Regions from separate parts of the Homo sapiens genome. Here region 1 is linked to region 2. A link is an interaction called in ENCODE POLR2A ChIA-PET data of the cell type or tissue named here. Cell type or tissue: HepG2. All regions are shown on one strand. Links, peaks and the distances in the headings refer to the core of each region. The heading gives the core; the rest is flanking DNA.

What was found. ChIA-PET counts read pairs that join two places held together with the same protein. Peaks named below come from ENCODE experiments on the same cell type or tissue, not always from the same donor. Only the 100,000 strongest peaks of a DNase experiment are listed, where the experiment ranks them.
Region 1: POLR2A ChIA-PET joins it to region 2 with 5 read pairs; 2 of 35 experiments call an interaction of 5 or more read pairs at or near these places.

What each region holds. Positions count from the first base shown.
Region 1 is chr19:12,929,973-12,936,844 of GRCh38, reverse strand. FARSA (phenylalanyl-tRNA synthetase subunit alpha) reads left to right here and starts at 3,134. Exons shown (of 13, transcript NM_004461.3): 1 at 3,134-3,295; 2 at 6,096-6,233; 3 at 6,318-6,416; 4 at 6,504-6,622. The coding sequence starts at 3,149. It overlaps FARSA-AS1 (FARSA antisense RNA 1), which reads right to left and starts at 6,323. Exons shown (of 3, transcript NR_149078.1): 1 at 6,299-6,323; 2 at 3,808-3,875; 3 at 3,549-3,696. RefSeq lists enhancers at 41-170, 2,936-3,230, 2,952-3,451, 3,462-3,531 and a silencer at 1,794-1,899. In HepG2, for the core only: no CTCF peak of the experiment used is centred there; a DNase peak (open chromatin) is centred at 3,064; H3K4me3 peaks cover 1,833 bases.
Region 2 is chr19:13,197,523-13,204,394 of GRCh38, reverse strand. No RefSeq gene overlaps it. Among named protein-coding and RNA genes, the nearest start is that of IER2, 51 kb to the right of the region's middle. RefSeq lists a silencer at 1,124-1,324. In HepG2, for the core only: no CTCF peak of the experiment used is centred there; no DNase peak of the experiment used is centred there.

The DNA of each region.
Region 1 (6,872 bases), core at 748-5,747, 270 kb after region 2:
CCGGGGACCATCCCAGGCCTCTTGCTGACCCTTCCTCCTGTTCCTGTGTCAGGCACCTGTGGGCTTGGCGCTTCCTACTTGAGGTTAGACACTGCCTGTTTTGTTCACTTCGCATCCTCCAGTGTCACCTGCAGCACCTGGCACAGAACAGGCTTAAAAAGTACTTGCTGCATGATAGAAGAGAGGAAGGAAGGACTCTTGTGGAAATTAACTAAAAACACACGGGGCACAGTGGCTCACGCCTGTAATCCCAACACTTTGGCAGGCCAAGATGGGAGGAATGCTTAAGGCCAGGAGTTCAAGACCAGCCTGGGCAACATAGCAGGAGGCCATTTTTACAAAAACATTTTTTTTAATTGCCAGGCGTGGTGGCGCCTGCCTGTGTTCCCAGCTACTCAGAAGGCTGAGGCAGGAGGATCACTTGAGACCAGGAGGTTGACGCTGCCGTGAGCTGTGTTGTTGCCACTGCACACTCTAGCCTGGGTTACAGAGCAAGACCCTGTCTCAAAAATAAATAAAAATAAGCCGGACATGGTAGTTCACACTTATAATCCTAGCACCTTGGGAACCTGAGGCAGGCAGATTGTTTGAGCCCGGCAGTTCAAAACCAGCCTGGGCAACATGGTGGAACCTCATTCTTACAAAATATATATATGTACACATATGTAATATATTATATATGACATATAATGCATAAATATATGAATAGTATGTATATTATATATAGCATATAATATATAATATACATAACACAAATTAGCCTGGCCTGCTGGTACACACCTGTAGTCCCAACTACTCGGGAGGCTGAGGTGAGAGGATTGCTTGAGCCCAGGAGGTGGAGGCTGCAGTCAGCCAAGATCATGCCACTGCACTCCAGCCTGGGCAATAGAGTGAGACCCACTCCCTAAATAAATAAATAAATAATCAACATAAAATGGGAGGAGAGAAGGGACTTTGAGAAATGTATCCTTAATACAGAACCTCATATAGGGTCAGGATTTGGGGATATGAGTAATCCCATTTTACAGACTCAAATAATAATTGTGATGTAAAAGGAATAAATGTGTTCTGCTTATAAGAGTGTTCGAACATGGGCCACACTCAATTTAGTAAGCAGTGTGAATATGTGTGGGCATTTAATTCTCACAGTAACCTGGGCTCCAATCACCTCCATGTGAGCAAGAAACTGAGGCACAGAAAGACTACACCTTCTGGTTGAATGACATAAATAACAGATCTAGGATTCTTTTTTTTTTTTTTTTTTTTTTTTGAGACAGAGCCTTGCTCTGTCACCGAGGCTGGAGTGCAGTGGTGCGATCTCTGCTCACTGCAAGCTCCACCTACCAGGCTCAAGTGATTCTCCTGCCTCAGCTTCCCGTGTAGCTGGGATTACAGGCACCCCCACTGCACCCAGCTAATTTTTGTGTTTTTAGAGGAGATGGGGTTTCGCCATCTTGGCCAAGCTGGTCTTGAACTCCTGACCTCAGGTGATTCACCCGCCTCAGCCTCCCAAAGTGCTGGGATTACTGAGCCTGGCCAGCAGATCTAGGATTCTAATCTACCTGTGCTGACGTAAGTCACCACTGCCCACATGTGATTACTGACCATTTGAAATGTGGTTGGTCCGAACTGAGATGTGTTGTAAGTGTAAAATACGCATCAGATTTTGAAGATTTAGTATGAAAAAAAGTGCAATTTTTTTTTTTTTGAGACGGAGTTTCGCCTTGTCACCCAGGCTGGAGTGCAATGACACGATCTCGGCTCACCACAACCTCTGCCTCCCAGGTTCAAGCGACTCTCCTGCCTCAGCCTCCCAAGTAGCTGAGATTACAGGCATGCGCCACCACGCCCTGCTAATTTTGTATTTTTAGTAGAGACGGGGTTTCTCCATGTTGGTCAGGCTGGTCTCAAACTCCCGACCTCAGGTGATCCACCCGCCTCGGCCTCCCAAAGTGCTGGGATTACAGAGGTGAGCCACTGTGCCCGGCCGAGTGCAAAATATTTTATTAGTCATCTTTTTTTTTGTAAGAGTCAGGGTCTGGCTGGCTGGGCGAGGTGGGTCATGCCTCTAATGCCAGCATTTTGGGAGACCGATGCAGGAGGATAACCTGAGCCTAGGAGTTTGAGACCAGCCTGGGCAACATGGCCAAAACCCATACTTAAAAAAAAAAAAAAAGCTGGGTGTGGTGGCGCGCACCTGCAGTTCCAGCTACTCAGGAGCCTAAGGTTGGAGGATCCTTAGAGCCTGGGAAGTCAAGGCTGCAGTAAGCCATAATTGCACCACTGCACTCCAGCATGGGTGACAGAGCAAGACCCTGTCTCAAAAAAGAAAGATGTTTTGCACTGTGTTTCTATAGGACAGTGCTAATCTAGGCCATGCAGTATTTGCACTGACGTTACTCTCAGCGCACAGGGGTGGGAGGATCTGGAAGGTTTATAATTTATGACTTCATTTCCACCAACTCTCTGTAGAACCTTGGGCAAGTCATACCACCCTCTGAGCCTCAGTTTTCTCACATGTGTAATGCGGTTATATCAGTATCTACATCATAAAGTTTTGGGGATAAATGAAATACTACACGTGAAGTACTCAGTTCTGGGCTAAGTACTACCACATACGAGGTAGTCCACACAGGTTAGGTGCCACCTTGACTTACTAGGTGAATTCCTTTTCCCTCTATAAAAAGGGACGGTACCTACCCAGCCTTCCTTTGAAATTTTAAAAGTAGCTGACATCGCCAAAATGACCATCTCTGGAGCCCACCACCCACCGCCTCTCCTAGGGCAAGAGAGAATACCAGAAGGGCAGAGGGTTCTGTAACCCAGAGACGGGGAAGTCCAAGGTCACACAGCCCGCTCGAAGTGAGGCTAGATAAAACTCAAAACAGGGCGGTGCTTCTGACCTTGAGATAATCAATTTTACCCCTCTGGTCAACCAGACGCCATTGATGGAGCCAGGGTGGAGGTGGGAACTGAGTCCCATGCACCTTTTGCGGCTCCGTCGCCACACTCAAGATGACGACACATTGAGCCCTGTTCTACAGTTAGACACATTCAAGATGGCGGTACACACTCCGGTTCCGGTTCCGGTGGCTCAGCTCCCCCCGCCCACCCGGGCCCGGACACGCTGAGCACACTGGAAGGAGTCATGGCGGATGGTCAGGTGGCGGAACTGCTGCTCCGGCGGCTGGAGGCGTCTGATGGCGGCCTGGACAGCGCCGAGTTGGCGGCTGAGCTGGGCATGGAGCACCAGGCGGTGGTGGGCGCCGTGAAGAGCCTTCAGGCGCTGGGCGAGGTGAGCCGGGCCCGTGATGCCGGACCGCCTTGCCCTTGCACCTACAGTCCCCTTGCCACGGGCGCTCTACGTCCAAGCCAAATTCCCTCAGGCCTAGTTTGGGGTAGCTGTATATGTGTCCACTCCGGGATGTGCGGGCGGGAAGTGGGACGAGTGAGGGCCCAGACGCACGGATGTTCCTCATGCAATAAACGTTTATTGAGGCACGGTCAGCGTGGGTAGAGGGTACGATGATGGACGAGGAAGTCGCGGTTGCTGCCCTCACGCAGGTTGCGACGTAATAGGAAGGTGCTTCAAGAACCAGAGTGATGGGGGAAAACAGGGGACCCAGCTGTGACAGCTGACCCAGCCTTGGGGGTCAGGGAGAGCGGCCTGGTGCAGGTGACGGCTGAGTCTGTTCTCTGTTGAGGAAAGTGATAGCACTTTAGAGATCAGTGGCCGGGATCTTGGGGGATGGCAGGCGGCAAGGGAGACCAGCATAGCTGTAATTGCAAAGCCTCTTAGGTCTTTACCTCATGAGGGAACTGGGAAGCGATAGCAGGAGCTAGAGCCGGTCAGATGAGTGTGCTATCCACATCACCTTTGGGAAGAATTGGCATGGACAGGACTGGAGGTGAAGGGATGAAAGAAGAAGCTGGCACTTCCCCAAGCTGGAGGGCATGATGTCTGGCTATGGGAAGGAAGCTTGGGGGAGGTGGGGAAGGCGTGGGATTCAGGACAAGGCAGGGGGCGCACAGATGAAGTCCAGCCTTCTGACTTGGGCAAGTGGACAGTGACAGAGTCACAGGCGTAGGATGCTGAGGGGCCCGTGGGCCACCCAGAAGGCTAGATCCATGGGGCCAGGATCTGGGCTGTTTATCCGTAGAGCTCATGTTCTGTGCCCCACTTTGGTCTCAGCTTGTTTGTCCAATCCATTCCATAATCCTGGCTGATGGCCATGTTATTCCCATTTTGCAGATGTGACAACTGATGGTCAGTAACATAATCAGTGTGAATAGAAGAGGCCGATGAGCCCAGATTTGAAATTAGGCACTCAGGCTGCAGAGCCCATAGTCCTCAATGCAGAGGAGAGATGGCAGCTGTGTTGTGTGGGGTGACAGTGCCTTGACCAATATGATCTGACATTTGTATACGTCACAGAGGGTTAAATAATATAAGGAGGTGAGGTTCAATCTAATGACAGTAATAGCCATAAAAATAATTATAGTAATTAGAATTTATGCCGGGTGCAGTGGTCACACCTGTAATCCCAGCACTTTGGGAGACCAAGGCGGGTGGATCACGAGGTCAGGAGTTCAAGACCAGCCTGGCCAAGATGATGAAACCCTGTCTCTACTAAAAATACAAAAAAAAATTAGCCAGGCGTGTTGGTGGGCACCCGTAATCCCAGCTACTTGGGAGGCTGAGGCAGAGAATTGTTTGAATCGGGAGGTGGAGGTTGCAGTGAGCCGAGATCGCACTCCAGCCTGGGCGACAGAGCGAGACTCCGTCTCAAAAAAAAAAAAAAAAAAAATTTATGCAGTGTTTGTCACGTGGTAGGCACTATATATTCTTTCTGAGTATTAATTTAGCTACTCCTTAAAATCATCTGAGGTAGAACCCATCACACCTTTCTCTTATGGATGAGAAGAGTCACTGAGAGGTTAAGCAACTTTCCTGAGGTCACACAGTAAGTGAAGGGCAGAGTTGGGATTAGAATGAAGTGGGAGCCAGGCCCTGTGCACTCTACTTACCCTTGTTGTCCTTGTCTTCATGACTCTGGACCTGGAACCTCAGTTTTTGTTTGTAATGTGGACCTCCAGGGCCCGTCTCTGACATTCTGGGCACTGACATGTGAACATTTAAACATGGAGACAGGCTGGGTATGGTGGCTCATGCCCATTATGCCAGCACTTTGGGAGGCTGAGGAAGGAGAATCACTTGAGGCCAGGAGTTTGAGACCAGCCTGGACAACATAACAACACCCTGTCTTTAAAAAGTAATTTAAAGGGCCGGGCACGGCGGCTCACGCCTGTAATCCTAGCACTTTGGGAGGCGGAGTCGGCCGATTACGAGGTCAGGAGTTTGAGACCAGCCTGGCCAACATGGTGAAACCCCATCTCTACTAAAAATACAAAAATTAGCTGGGGGTGGTGGTGGGCACCTGTAATCCGAGCTACTCGGGAGGCTGAGGCAGGAGAATCATTTGAACCCGGGAGGCAGAGGTTGCAGTGAACCGAGATCGCACCATTGCACTCTAGCCTGAGCGACAGTGCAAGACTCCGTCTCAAAAAAAAAAAGTAATTTAAAAATTAACCAGGTGTGGCGGCACATGCCTGTAGTCCCAGCTACTCGGGACTGGCGGAAGGATCGCTTGAGCCCAGGAGGTCTAGGCTGCAGTGAGCTATGATCACACCACTGCACCCAGCCTAGTGACAGGGTGAGACCCCCTTTCAAAGAAAACAAAAACAAACAAAAAAATGTGGAGACATATCAGTTCACCTAATTTTTCACATTAAAATCTGTCACAGGTTCAAAACCGACAGAATTTGTCTTCTGCCAGGTAACATCTTTAGTGGTGTACTTTACCCTGGGAGGTGTAAACTATCATTATTACTACCCCTGTGTTACATAAGGGAAATGGAGACACAGCAAGGGGAAGTCTTTCCCTTGAGACCACTTGGCTGTAAAGTTGTATAGCTGGGATGTGAACCTAGCTTTAAGGGCTGTGCTTTCAACCTGGGACCCAGCGCTGCAGAAAGGGGGTGCCTGGCTCTGAGCCTCACCCCTGCCTGGACACCCTCCCCACATTTCCCTCTAGGTCATCGAGGCTGAACTTCGGTCCACCAAGCACTGGGAGCTTACTGCGGAGGGCGAGGAGATTGCCCGGGAGGGCAGCCATGAGGCCCGTGTGTTTCGAAGCATTCCCCCAGAGGGCCTGGCCCAGAGCGAGCTTATGGTAGGAGCTGCGGGGTGAATGGGGAGTGAGTGATGGGATGAAGGTGGCCCTCGTGCCCCACTCACTGCAGCCTCTCTTTTCCAGCGACTGCCCAGTGGCAAAGTGGGCTTCAGCAAGGCCATGTCCAACAAGTGGATTCGGGTGGACAAGAGTGCGGCTGACGGGCCCCGGGTGTTCCGAGTGGTGCGTTCCTGCGGGCTGGTCAGGGGGCAGGTGGACGGGCACATGGGCCCCTGGCCCTCATACCCCTCACACTCCTTATCCTGGCAGGTGGACAGCATGGAGGATGAGGTGCAGCGGCGGCTCCAGCTGGTCCGGGGGGGACAGGCTGAGAAGCTGGGGGAGAAGGAGAGGAGCGAGCTGAGGAAGAGGAAGCTGTTGGCTGAAGTGTGAGTGGGTGCCCCCTGCAGGCTCAGGCCCCCACCACCTGCGAAGCATGGTGGAGGCATGGTGGGAGGGAGACATCTTGCCCACACCAAGCACAGGTGTGGCCAGTTTCCTCCCAGCTCGCTTAATGCCATAGTTGTCAAGCCTACGTGCCTTGGGGTCTTTGCCCATGAGGACCCTTCTGCTGAGAACTGTTTTCCCTCTGATCTTCAAGATAGGCTCCTCATCAAGTCTCTCTCCTGTGTCCCCTTA
Region 2 (6,872 bases), core at 1,161-6,160:
GAGCTTGGCCTAGTCCCCAGTCTCACATACTCTCAGGCCATTGCTTGAGCCTCATCACCTGGAAGGTTGGAAGGGCATGATTGTCATAGAAATGCCCTGAGGTGACCGGGCGCGGTGGCTCAAGCCTGTAATCCCAGCACTTTGGGAGGCCGAGGCGGGCAGATCATGAGGTCAGGAGATCAAGACCATCCTGGCTAACACGGTGAAACCCCGTCTCTGCTAAAAATACAAAAAATCAGCCGGGCATAGTGGCAGGCGCCTGTAGTCCCAGCTACTCAGGAGGCTGAGGCAGGAGAATGGCGTGAACCCGGGAGGCAGAGCCTGCAGTGAGCCGAGATCATGCCACTGCACTCCAGCCTGGGCAACAGAGCGAGACTCAAGAAAAAAAAGAAAAAGAAATGCCCTGAGGTGCAAAAGCCCAGGCATTGGCCGGGCGCGGTGTCTCACGCCTGTAACCCCAGCACTTTGGGAGGCCAAGGTGGGTGGACTGCTTGAGCTCAGGAGTTCGAGACCAGCCTGGGCAACATGGCAAGACCTTGTCTCTACTAAAAATAAAAAAAAGCAGAGTGTAGTGGTACATGCCTGTGGTCCCAGCTACTCGAGAGGCTGAGGCAGGAGGATCACTTGAGCCCAGGAGTTCGAGACCAGCCTGGGCAACATGGTGAAACCCCATTCCTACAAAAAATACAAAAATTGGCCAGGCGTGGTGGCTCACGCCTGTAATCCCAGCACTTTGGGAGGCCGAGGTGGGCGGATCACCTGAGGTCGGGAGTTCGAGAACAGCCTGGCCAACATGGAAAAACCCCATCTCTACTAAAAATGCAAAATTAGCCGGGCGTAGTGGCGCATGCCTATAATCCCAGCTACTCGGGAGGCTGAGGCAGGAGAATCACTTGAACCTGGGAGGTGGAGGTTGCAGTGAGCCGAGATCATGCCATTGCGCTCCAGCCTGGGCAACAAAAGCGAAACTCCGTCTCAAAAAATAAATAAATAAATAATACAAAAGTTAGCCCGGCATGGCGGTGCATGCCTGTGGTCTCAGCTACTTGGGAGGCTGAGGTAGGAGGATCACTTGAACCCAGGAGGTCAAGGCATCAGTGACCTATGATCACACCACTGCACTCCAGCCTGGGTGACAGAGCAAAACCCTGTTCCAAAAAAAAAAGAGAGAGAGGGAGACAGAGAGTTATTTTAGGAAGGTTTGTTTATGTAGACTCATCTTGGGACTGACTATCTGCAGTGATAGGAGTCATTCTGCTCTCCCTGGTAAGGAGACGGGGGGATACCTCCACAAAGGAAAATTTATGTCACCTTTTTTTTTGAAACGGAGTCGCACTCTGTTGCCCAGGCTGGAGTGCAGTGGTGCAATCTTGGCTCACTGCAAGCTCTGCCTCCTGGGATCACGCCATTCTCCTGCCTCAGCCTCCTGAGTAGCTGGAACTATAGGTGCCCGCCACCATGCCCAGCTAATTTTTTTGTATTTTTAGTAGAGACAGGGTTTCACCGTGTTAGCCAGGATGGTCTTGATCTCCTGACCTTGTGATCTGCCCGCCTCGGCCTCCCAAAGTGCTGGGATTACAGGAGTGAGCCACCACGCCCAGCCTTATGTCACCTTCTTAAAGAGAAGTTTATGCCTGGCTTTGAGGCAGAAAAGTAGAGAGCAGAGAATTCTTTCTGCCTCTACTGATTTTTTTTTTTTTTTTTTTTTTTTGAGACAGAGTCTCGCTCTGTTGCCCAGGCTGGATTGTAGTGTCAGGATCTCGACTCACTGCAACCTCCACCTCCCAGGTTCAAGGGATTCTTGTGCCTCAGCCTCCCGAGTAGCTGGGACTATAGGTTCCCACCACCATGCCCAGCTAATTTTTTATATTTTCAGTAGAGACAAGGTTTCACCATATTGGCCAGGATGGTCTCCAACTCCTGACCTCAGGTGATCCACCCACCTCGGCCTCCCAAAGTGCTGGGATTATAGGCGTCAGCCACCGCGCCTGGCCATCTACTGATTTTCTATTGCATTCAGCTCAGAATAATTCTTATGCTAAAGTTGATAGATAGATACATAGATAGATACATAGATAGATAGATAGATAGATAGATAGATAGATAGATAGATAATAGATTGTTTGTTTGTTTGTTTGAGACAGGGTCTTGCTCTGTCACCCAGGCTGGAGGGCAGTGGTGCAATCTCGGCTCACTGCAACCTCAGCCTCGCAGCCTCGAGCCATCCTCCCACCTCAGCCTCCCAAGTAGCTGGGACCACAGGTGGATGCCACCATATGCCTGGTGAATTTTTTGTATTTTTGGTAGAGATGGAGTTTTGCCATGTTGCCCAGGCTGGTCTCGAACTCCCGAGCTCAAATGATCCACTCACCTCCACCTCCCAGAGTGCTGGATTACAGGCGTGAGTCACTGTGCCCGGTCTCTAAGTGATATATTTTTAAGAGTAACATATCCTGATCCCCTTCAGCTGCCGTCAGAGAACTGGGGTGGGGACGTGGAAGGGTGACATCGCTCTGCTGGAGGACTTGTGAGAGAGCCCAGACTGTGCAGGGGGCCCAGCCAGAGCACCCCAGCTTCCAGGACTGGAACCCCAGCCTCAGGAACTCAGGGCAACGCTGGGGTGAAGGCTCAACTTTAGGGAAATACCCGGAAGCAGAGAGGATGGGGTCAGGACACCCAGCCAGGAAGCTGCATTTATTTCACTGTGCATTGGAGAAAGCCCCACCAGCCCAGCAAAGCCAGTCTCTTACAGATACCAATGATTAAAGTGATAAAACAGGGCCGGGCACGGTGGCTCACGCCTGTAATCCCAGCACTTTGGAAGCCTGAGGCAGGCAGATCATGGAGGTCAGGAGTTTGAGAACAGCCTGGCCAACATGGCAAAACCCCGTCTCTACTGTACAAAAATTAGACAGGGGAGGTGGCGTGCACCTGTAGTCCCAGCTACTCAGGAGGCCAAGGCAGGAGAATCACTTGAACCCTGGAGGTTGCAGTGAGCCAAGATCACACCACTGCACTCCAGCCTGGGCGATGGAGAGAGGCTCTGTCTCAAAAAAATAAATAAATTTAAAAAACTGGGCCAGGCACAGAGGCTCACGCCTATAATCCCAGCACTTTGGAAGGCCGAGGCGAGCAGATCACCTGAGGTCGGGAGTTCCAGACCAGCCTGACCAACGTGGAGAAACCCCATCTCTACTAAAAATACAAAGTTAGCTGGGTGTGGTGGTGCATGCCTGTAATCCCAGCTACTCGGGAGGCTGAGGCAGGACAATCGCTTGAACCCGGGAGGCGGAGGTTGCAGTGAGCCGAGATCGCACCACTGTACTCCAGCCTGGGTGACGGAGCAAGGCTCTTTCTCAAAAAAAAAATTTAAAAGAAGTGATAAAACAGGCCAGGTGCAGTGGCTCATGCCTATAATCCAATATTTTGGGAGGCTGAGGTGGGAGGATCACCTGAGCCCAGGAGGTTGAAGCTTCAGTGAGCTGTCATCACACCACTGTACTCCAGCCTGGGTGACAGAGCGAAACCCTATCTCAAAAAAAAAAAAAAAGATAAAATGTTTCAAGTTAAAAAAAAAAAAAAAGTGGCCAGGCGCAGTGGCTGATGCCTGTAATCCCAGCACTTTGGGAGGCCGAGGCAGGTAGATCACAAGGTCAGGAGTTCGAGACCAGCCTAGCCAACATGGTGAAACCCCGTCTCTACTAAAAAATACAGAAATTAGCCAGGTGTGGCAGCGGGTGCCTGTAATCCCACCTACTCAGGAGACTGAGGCAGGAGAATCGCTTGAACACGGGAGGCAGAGGTTGCAGTGAGACAAGATTGCACCACTGCACTCCAGCCTGGGTGACAGAGCCTCCAGTCTGGGAGATAGAGCAAGGCATCATCTCAAAAAAAAAAAAAAAAAAAAAAAATTAAAGAAGTCAGGTGTGGTAGCAAGCACCTGTAGTCCCAGCTAAGGCTAAGGCGAGAGGATCACTTGAGCCCAGGAGTTTGAGAGCAGACTGGGCAACCTAGCAAGAACCCATCTCAAAAAAAAATTAAAGAAATAGGAGTTGGGCCAGGCATGGTGGCTCATGCCTGTAATCCCAGCACTTCGGGAGGCCGAGGTGGGTGCATCACCTGAGGTCAGGAGTTCAAGACCAGCCTGGACAACATGATGAAACCCCATCTCTACTAAAAATACAAAAATCAGCCAGGTGTGGTAGCGGGCACCTGTAATCCCAGCTACTCAGGAGGCTGAGGCAGGAGAATTGGCTTGAACCTGGGAAGCGGAGGTCGTAGTGAGCCGAGATCATGCCACTGCACTCCAGCCTGGGAGACAGAGGGAAACTCCGTCTCAAAAAAATAAAATAAAATAAAAAATTAAAGAAATAGGAGTTGTATTAGTCTCTTCCTGTGGCTGCTGTAATAAATTATCACAGGCTGGGTGGCTTACAATAGCAGACATTTGGCTGGGCACAGTGGTTTACACACATAATCCCAGCACTCTGGGAGGCCGAGGCAGGCGGATCACCTGAGATCAGGAGTTCAAGACCAGCATGGCCAACATGGAGAAACCCCTTCTCTACTAAAAATACAAAAATAAATAAATAAATAACCAGGCATTGTGGCAGACACCTGTAGTCCCAGCTACTCAGGAGGCTGAGACAAGAGAATCGCTTGAACCTGGGAGACGGAGGCTGCAGTGAGCCAAGATCGCATCATCGCCCTCCAGCCTGGGCAACAAGAGCGAACCTCTGTCTCAAAAAAAAAAAAAGTCAGGGCTGGGCGTGGTGGCTCAAGCCTGTAATCCCAGCACTCTAGGAGGCCGAGGCAGGTGGATCACAAGGTCAGCAGTTCGAGACCAGCCTGACCAACATGGTGAAACCCCGTCTCTACTAAAAATACAAAAAAAAATACCTGAGCATGGTGGTGGGCGCCTGTAATCCCAGTGACTTGGGAGGCTGAGGCAGGAGAATCACTTGAGACTGGAAGGTGGAGGTTGCAGTGAGCCAACATTGCGCCACTGCACACTAGCCTGGGCAACAAGAGCAAAACTCCGTCTCAAAAAAAAAAAAAAAAATCCTATCCTTGGACTTCCCTGCCTCCAGAAATGTGAGCTACACGTTTCTGTCGTTCATGAATCCCCCAGTCTACGATATTTTGTTATAGCAGTCCAAACAGACTAAAGCAGATGCTATTCAACCCACATCAGTAACACAAGCGATAAAGGAGGTGCAGACTGTGTCCGCAAATGACCCGGCATCGTGGGATACAGCTAGCCGAGGAAGCACTGGACGCTCCGCTCTGTCTCCCACTGTGAGTCCTGTGGGAACTGGCTTCCTTCTGAGCGTTTACCTGAAGTACACGGTTACTGTGATGACGAATCACTCCCATTCCCTCACCGATGTCAGCTGAGCACCTGCTGAAGGCCAGGTGAGGATGAGCAGACAGGGGCAGCCATCGCGGAGGAGAGACTGCAGAGGGGACAGACACGGAAACCAATGTCATCCCACCCACGTCCTGAATCGGTGATGACAGCCACGTCCGCTATATAGGGTGCCTACGTTCCATCTGGGCTCCTGTCTCTGCCGCCCCTGCCCTGCCTGGAATGATGGCCGGTCCCACGCTGCGGTCTCCTGTCACACCCGTCACGCCTACTACCTCTCCCCCTGTGAGCTTCCCCCAGCCCCAGGCCCCTACGAGCCCTGCACACGTTTACATCAGGCCCAGCCCCTCTCACCCACTCTTGGTTCTCTCATACCTGTCCCTGCAGCCCTGCAAAAGGCGACCTCCCTCCTGCCCACTCTGATATATATATATTTGGACATTTATGTGTGTATATATATATATATATATATATATATATATATATATATATGAACAGGGTCTTGCTCTGTCATCAAAGCTGCAGTGCAATGGCGCGATCATGGCTCACTGCAGCCTGGAGCTCCTGGGCTCAACCAATCCTCCCTCCTCAGTCTCCCAAGTATCTGGGACTACAGGTGCACACTACCACATCCAGCAATTTTTTGTGCAAACTGCATCTTGCTATGTTGCCCAGGATGGTCTGCAACTCCTGGCCTCAAACGATCCTCCACCTCAGCCTCTTGAGTAGTTGGAATTACAAGCATGAGCCACTACACTCAATACTTTTTTTTATTGATGCATCATAGATGTACATAGTTTTGGGGGTACATGTGATAATTTAATACATTCATATAATTTGTAAAGATCAAATCAAGTGTACTTGGGATATGTGTCATCTTAAATATAAATATTTAGGTGGGGTGCCATGGCTCACGTCAGTAATCCCAGCACTTTGGGAGGCTGAGGTGGGTGCATCACCTGAGGTCAAGAGTTCAAGACCAGCCTGGCCAAGATGGTAAAACCCAGTCTCTACTAAAAATACAAAAACTAGCCGGATGTGGTGGTGGGCGCCTGTAATCCCAGCTACTCAGGAGGCTGAGGCAGGAGAATCACTTGAACCCGGGAGCCAGAGGTTGCACCGAGACCGTGCCACTGAACTCCAGCCTGGGCAATAGAGTAAGACTGTCTCTCAAAAAAAAAAAAAAAGAATATATACTGGGGAAAGGACAGTTTCTTCAATAAAATGGTGCTCGGAAAACTGGCTGGCTATGTGCAGAAGAATGAAACTAGGCCCCTATCTCTCACCACACACAAAAATCAAATCAAAATGGATTACAAACCTAAATCTAAGATTTGAAACTATGAAACTCCTAGAAGGAAACTTTGGAGGCCGGGCGCGACGGCTCATGCCTGTAATCCCAGCACTTTGGAAGGTTGAGGCAGGCGGACTATTTGAGTCCAGCAGTTTGAGACTAGCCTAGGCAACATGGTGAAACCCCACATCTACAAAAATACAAAAATTA